2 separate regions of the Mus musculus genome follow, and region 2 is linked to region 1. The links are chromatin loops, found by intact Hi-C in ENCODE. Cell type or tissue: heart. All regions are shown on one strand. Links, peaks and the distances in the headings refer to the core of each region. The heading gives the core; the rest is flanking DNA. Region 1 has its middle 54 kb from the start of Gm38388. Region 2 has its middle 30 kb from the start of Cd28.

Region 1 (2,924 bases), core at 189-2,688:
CTTAGCAGTCTTACTGCTCATATATGCTTAGAGAAGGAGGGACCTAGTTAATCTGATCAGTTTCAGGAACTTTCTGGGGCTTTTGAGTTGTTCTTGTCCCAAACGTCAGAGATCCCTACTGATGAATGTTTCACCTCCCTTAGGACAGGCATCCTATGTCTTAAGTACATTTCTTCCATGATGAGATTTTTTTTCTAGAAGTAAATTGCTACATATCATCAATATATAGGAAATGAAGCATTTCTGATTTGAGAGATGACTCAGCAGACAAAGGCACCTGCCACAAGATTGATGACCTGAGCTCTATTCCTTGGACCCACATGGTAGAAGGAAAGAACCTATTCACAGAAGTTGTCCTCTGACTATCACACTTTGGATACTCTGTGGTTCACATTCTACTTACAAAGACACACACACCAACACAAACACACACACACACGCACATGCATGTGCAGAAACAGATTTTATGTATAAATTAAGCATTTTAAAATTCTAGTTTCAAAGAAAAACAGCAATATCCCTTCTTACTCTTCTATCTACTGACTCATATGTTATATATGAAATTAATCTGGTAGAATCAGTGTTTTTATTGGGTTTTGTCAGAAATCAAAATGCATAATTAGGACAATTACATATTTGTATTTCTCACAGATACTAAATTGTTGTCACTGTTGTGCCTTATCTTTCTTCTATAGTTCAAAACTTTGGCTTTTCTCTTATTGGCTCCACTGAACACCAGAATTCGTGATGGTGTGCAACTGGGACCAGGTGCAAAACAGACCACCATGAGCACTCTGGTCACACACACAATCCTCTGCTCAAGCCAGTGGCCTCTCTGTCCTGCGACGGCGTTATGCTAGCACATCAGCTGGGTATCACCACTTCCCGTGGTATCTGTACAATACTACATATAGGCTTTCAACTGCAGCAAGAGTTTCTATTCTGTGTTGGATTATGTTCTCCTTAAAGATACACGAAAAGCCTAATCTTGATTCTGTTAATGAAACTAATTTGTAAACAGGATGTTGGCTGATATCATTGGGTTAAGATAAGGTCAGGCTAGGTTAAGGTGAGCCCTAAATCCAATATGGCTGATGTCCTTACAAGTTTGCACCCAGGAAGGGGGTGCAAAAGGCACATCCCTGGGAAAATGCCATATGAAGATAGAAATGCAGGACAGATGTTCAGCTTCAAGCCAAAGAATCCCCAGGATTGCCAGCAGCCAAGAGGCTGAGATATGCACAGGAGAGCCCTTTCATCAGGCCCCACCACAAGGACCCAACCTCACCAACATCTTACTTTTGGACTCCTAGACTCAAGAATTATAAGAGAATAAATTTTTTGCTAAACTATCAGTTTGTGCTACTTTGTTATGGCAGCCTGGGAAATTAATACAATTTCTCTCACGCTTTAGGGGAATTATTTGGTTCATGTAACAAACATTTATTCAGCACCTACTATCTGCCAGGGGATTTTTTTTTCTCTGGGTGTTATGAAAAGTACCATAAATAAAAAAAAAAAATGGTCTCTCTTCCAGGCTGGCTGAGAGATGAGGTCATATAAGTCTAGCGAGGGAGCGCTGTATGGGGTGTTGAGGAAGCAGGGAGGGAACAATTACCCAGGGTTCAGGGAAGGCACACTGACAGAGATAAAGGCACAGAAGAATCTTGAAGGATACAAGCAGTACCGGAAATCTGAGGCAGGAGAGAGTAAACAGTCCTCTCCCACGCCCAGTTCTAACTTCAGCCTCTTCCTGCAGCCACTTGGCTTCCATGGAGAATGAAAATGTGTGATTCTTCTGACTGATTCTCTGCACCCTGAAGTCTCTTGCCAGCTTGGCTTTATGAAACAGGTCTATTCTCTTAGGACTCAGTCAGGAGAAGGAACAGGAAGTCTAGTTTTTGGGGCAAGGGTTGTTTCAGTTTTTGTTTTGTCTTTTCATCTAGAAAAGACACATGTGACACAATACCATTTGTCTTTGAAGATATTATTGTTTTTTTGAGACAAAAAAAAACCCACTTTGAATCCAGACTAAAGACAGTCAGGTCCATCTGGGTGTGATGTTGTGCACCTGCAATCCCAGCTAAGGCAGAGAGAAGAATCACAAATTCAAGGCCTGTCTGGACAGCTTACCTAGAGCCTGTCTCAAAATCAAAATAATTTGCAGCTGTGTGAGTGTAGCTTAGTGGTAGGTGGTTTGCTTCACATACTCGTGAGTTCAATCCCCTGTTCTGGAGGGGGAGGGGAGTAAGGTACAAGTTCTTCCAAGATAGACTATTGGGTCCTTCCAATGACAAAAGAATACCGAGAAAACAGAAAGATGGCCAATATGAAAACATACCTGCAATCTGGAAAGCTGAGTAAATAAAAGACAATTTTTACAGAGGCAATCATCATATTAATATTGCAATAGATTGTTTTCCAGGTTGTTTCTGTATAGTCATGAGCAATGCGCCATCCAGCCTTTTACACACAGCATTACAGCATAAACATTTTCCTAGGCCTTGAGAAACTCATGATAAACATGATTTTAATGGCTCTGAAACATTTGATTGCATGCATGCCCATAGTTTACTTAACCAGGCTTAGAGCTGGCCATTAAGTCAGATCATAACTTATGAATATCCTTCAGATAAACATAGTGAGTTTTTGAGTGGTGATTTTTTACTAATTTCATCACAGATGAAATTAGATGTCTTTCGATGCAAGGACAGTTTTGTTATCAAGAAGTTGACTTCAAAACAAACACAACAAAAGACAAAGATTTGGACTTTATAATATAGAATAAAGGACAATGTGAGCTGCTCTCCCCTCCAACCCCATCCCCCAAAGATTTTCTTCTCTATCCTGAAGCTCTTTTTTGCTGGGACAACTCATCTCAGCTTCCTGGTAAAGCTAGGTGCAAAGCACTAAGTATTTTGGGA
Region 2 (2,924 bases), core at 226-2,725, 63 kb before region 1:
CTTAATGATAGATATGTTATCAGAAGACATAACCTCTTGTCTTACATAACTGTTGTAGTACCCATCCCTCCCAAATTACTCTGCTCATTAGACCTGTGTTAGTTGGATCCACTGACATACTAAGGCATGAAAGATCCTAAAGAATGGAGCCAGGGTTCTTGTGCACAACTGTGTGATAACATCTGGCCAGATGTGTAAGCAAGCTTGCTCTTACCTCTGGAGTCTACCTTGATGACCACAATACCCAACTATTGACCCCATGGTTGTGAGGGTCACCTTGTTTCATTTTGTCTTCCTTTCCCTATACATAATAGGAGAATTATCCAAGGTGACTCCCAGACAACTTCAACATTGGAAAGGAAAGAGAATGTCTCCACACTTCAACTGAAGGTAAACTAGTCCAAGAAAGGACTTACATGTCAACTTGGAACTTCTCTGAGAGCTTCTGGGATGGTACCAAGAAAGAAGCTATGTACAGAGGAGGCTTGGGAGTGACTGGGCCAGTTCCCTTCTTGTGTCCTTTGGAGTTGCTGACTTCTAAAGGCACAGAGAATTCCTGACTGGGACTTCCCTCTGGCTTCCACTCACTGAGGAGGAATGGAAGAAGACTCTCTGGTGAGTGGATTAGAATCCCACCTGGTGTTTACACCAAGCTACAGGATGTGCTTAACATCCTGGCATGAATGGGCCAGTGCTTGGCGGCAATGAACAGCACCTGCTTCGAGTATCTACTTGGCCAAATAAACGAACGATACTCGAATATCAAGTAATTTAAGAACCAAATATATGGATGCTCAATAGCTCAAAGACCTCTGAAAGGCAAAGCAGTAGTGGAAACCACATCGATACAAGTTCTTCCTAAAGGAATGAGAAAAAGACGTAAATTTGTTTCTGTGCTATTAGCAGAAATCATGATATACTGCAACTAAATCATTACTGTTTTGGAAAGAAAAGATACTTGAGGTAAGAAATATTAATAAACAACCTATACTCAACATAGACCTATAAACCACAGAAATGGGAAGATTTAACCAGTCTCACACCTGGTGTTTATGGGTTTTGTTTTTTACAGCACATTTATTGGGGCATATAAATACAGAATATTTATATAAATACAGAATACAGATAATGTATATACATGCCATCGAACCTTAACAATATTTTAATTACAAACCTATTCCAAAGTCCAACCTAGGTCAGGAAACATTAGCACATCCTTTTCCTGTTTCTGCCTTATCCGAAAACTGGAACAAAACTCTTGGAAGGGATCCAGAGTATCAGGAAGAAATTGTTTTAAGTGTTGCTATGCATGAGCCAGGCAGCAGAGCAGCATGAGCTGACCTCCATAGCTGAGGCTCTTCCTATGTAATAATAACGCAAGTCCTAAAAAGACTCTGCTGTGCTCATTTCTGGCAGTGGGCAAGGGAATTTGTACAAATGGCTGACTCTCAGATCGGCTGTCACTCCTTCCTCTACTCCACACAGCCCCGTTAGCACTTACCTCATTCATTACACTGTAATTATTTGTTCACAGGCCTGTCTCCAGGACATGGAAAGGAGTTAAGAACACTAGCTCTGCAGCCAAACTGTCTAGATTTGAATCATAGCTCTGCCGCTAGCTCGTTTCTGTGGCTCTGAGCAAGTCCCTTAACTTGGCCAAGCTTCTGTTTTACCATCGCCAAAGCCCAGTTAATAATAGGTCATTAGAGTGTCAGCTGTGCAAACCTCGTGACAAATGGATGAAAGCCACATCCATCCTTAAAGAACATCTTCAGTAACTATTAGTGTTCTCACTTAGAGTAAAATCACTCATCTGTGTATTCCTGTCCCCAGTGTGCCTGACTCCTGAAGGCAAGAGAAACAGGGTAAGAAAGACAATGTCCTCGGCTGGTCTGCTACAGTGCACTAGTGGGACTTCTCTACTGTGTACACTAAAGAAGAATAACCAGGCATCTGTGGCCCAGCTCCAGCCATCTTCCTCTTAGGCAAGAGATGCCCTCACAGGGTATAACCCAAACCCTACATTCCCAGCTTCATCTTAGTGGGCAGACCCACATTTTTCCTCCCCAAAAGAAAGCAACTATTCTCTGTTTTCCTTCAAGAGCTAGCTTTGGTGCTGTCTCTGGGTCTCACTGGGAAAGATGAATTCCAGGTGGTGCTGGCAGAGTCACAGGTCCCCACACTGAGCTCTTCCCTGCAACCTAAACTGATCAGTCATAAGCAGGATAGTTTGACTTCCATCTGCCCTTCAGTGTGTCGTTTCTCAACATGTCCTGCTCATTGTGCCTCTAAGACTAAACAGAGAGGGATGGGGGAGGAGAGGGGAAAGGGAAGGGGAGGAGGAGGACTAGTTCTGCATCCAGATGGTAGCACACATCTGCAATCCCAGAAGCAAGGGGATTGAGGCAGGAGGACCACAAGTTCAAAGCCAACCTGAACTATGTATCAGGATCCTGGTCTTGGAAAAAGTAAAAAATTCAGATTTCTAATTTTTCCTGAGTTTAATGAAGTGTTGCATATGGGAGAAACTGAAAGGCAGACCTTGGCAGTACTGAAGAATTGAAGAGACCAGGTTTGACCTGTTCTGACCACTTTGGGCAGTATAACCTGGACTCTCTTGAACCTTTTGCCTTCTGTTTGGATTCCATCAATTACATGAGACTCTGTGGGTAGGAGGAGAGAAACCTAAGCATTTGTCAGTCTACCCTTGCCCTGACTGACTAGGTTTGACACTTATGGCAAACCTCTACATAGCTCTCACTCTGACTGTGTGGCCCTCTCTGCAGATCTAGCTCTTGCTGGGTTCTCCCCACTTGTCCCCAATGTCCCCTCAAGTCTAAGAGCAGTAACAGCTTTCCAACATGCCTAGTTTCCTTGGTCCTCCCATACTCATGTTATCTCTATTAACCCTTTCCACACTTCTG

Evidence for each region. A loop is a pair of places that touch in the nucleus more often than their neighbours do. Peaks named below come from ENCODE experiments on the same cell type or tissue, not always from the same donor. Only the 100,000 strongest peaks of a DNase experiment are listed, where the experiment ranks them.
Region 2: a loop joins it to region 1, with 3 times the contacts of the local background. A loop is called at or near these places in 3 of 42 quality-filtered maps.

What each region holds. Positions count from the first base shown.
Region 1 is chr1:60,651,615-60,654,538 of GRCm38, reverse strand. No RefSeq gene overlaps it. Among named protein-coding and RNA genes, the nearest start is that of Gm38388, 54 kb to the right of the region's middle. In heart, for the core only: no CTCF peak of the experiment used is centred there; a DNase peak (open chromatin) is centred at 1,698; H3K27ac peaks cover 650 bases.
Region 2 is chr1:60,714,457-60,717,380 of GRCm38, reverse strand. No RefSeq gene overlaps it. Among named protein-coding and RNA genes, the nearest start is that of Cd28, 30 kb to the left of the region's middle. In heart, for the core only: no CTCF peak of the experiment used is centred there; DNase peaks (open chromatin) are centred at 610 and 1,500; H3K27ac peaks cover 323 bases.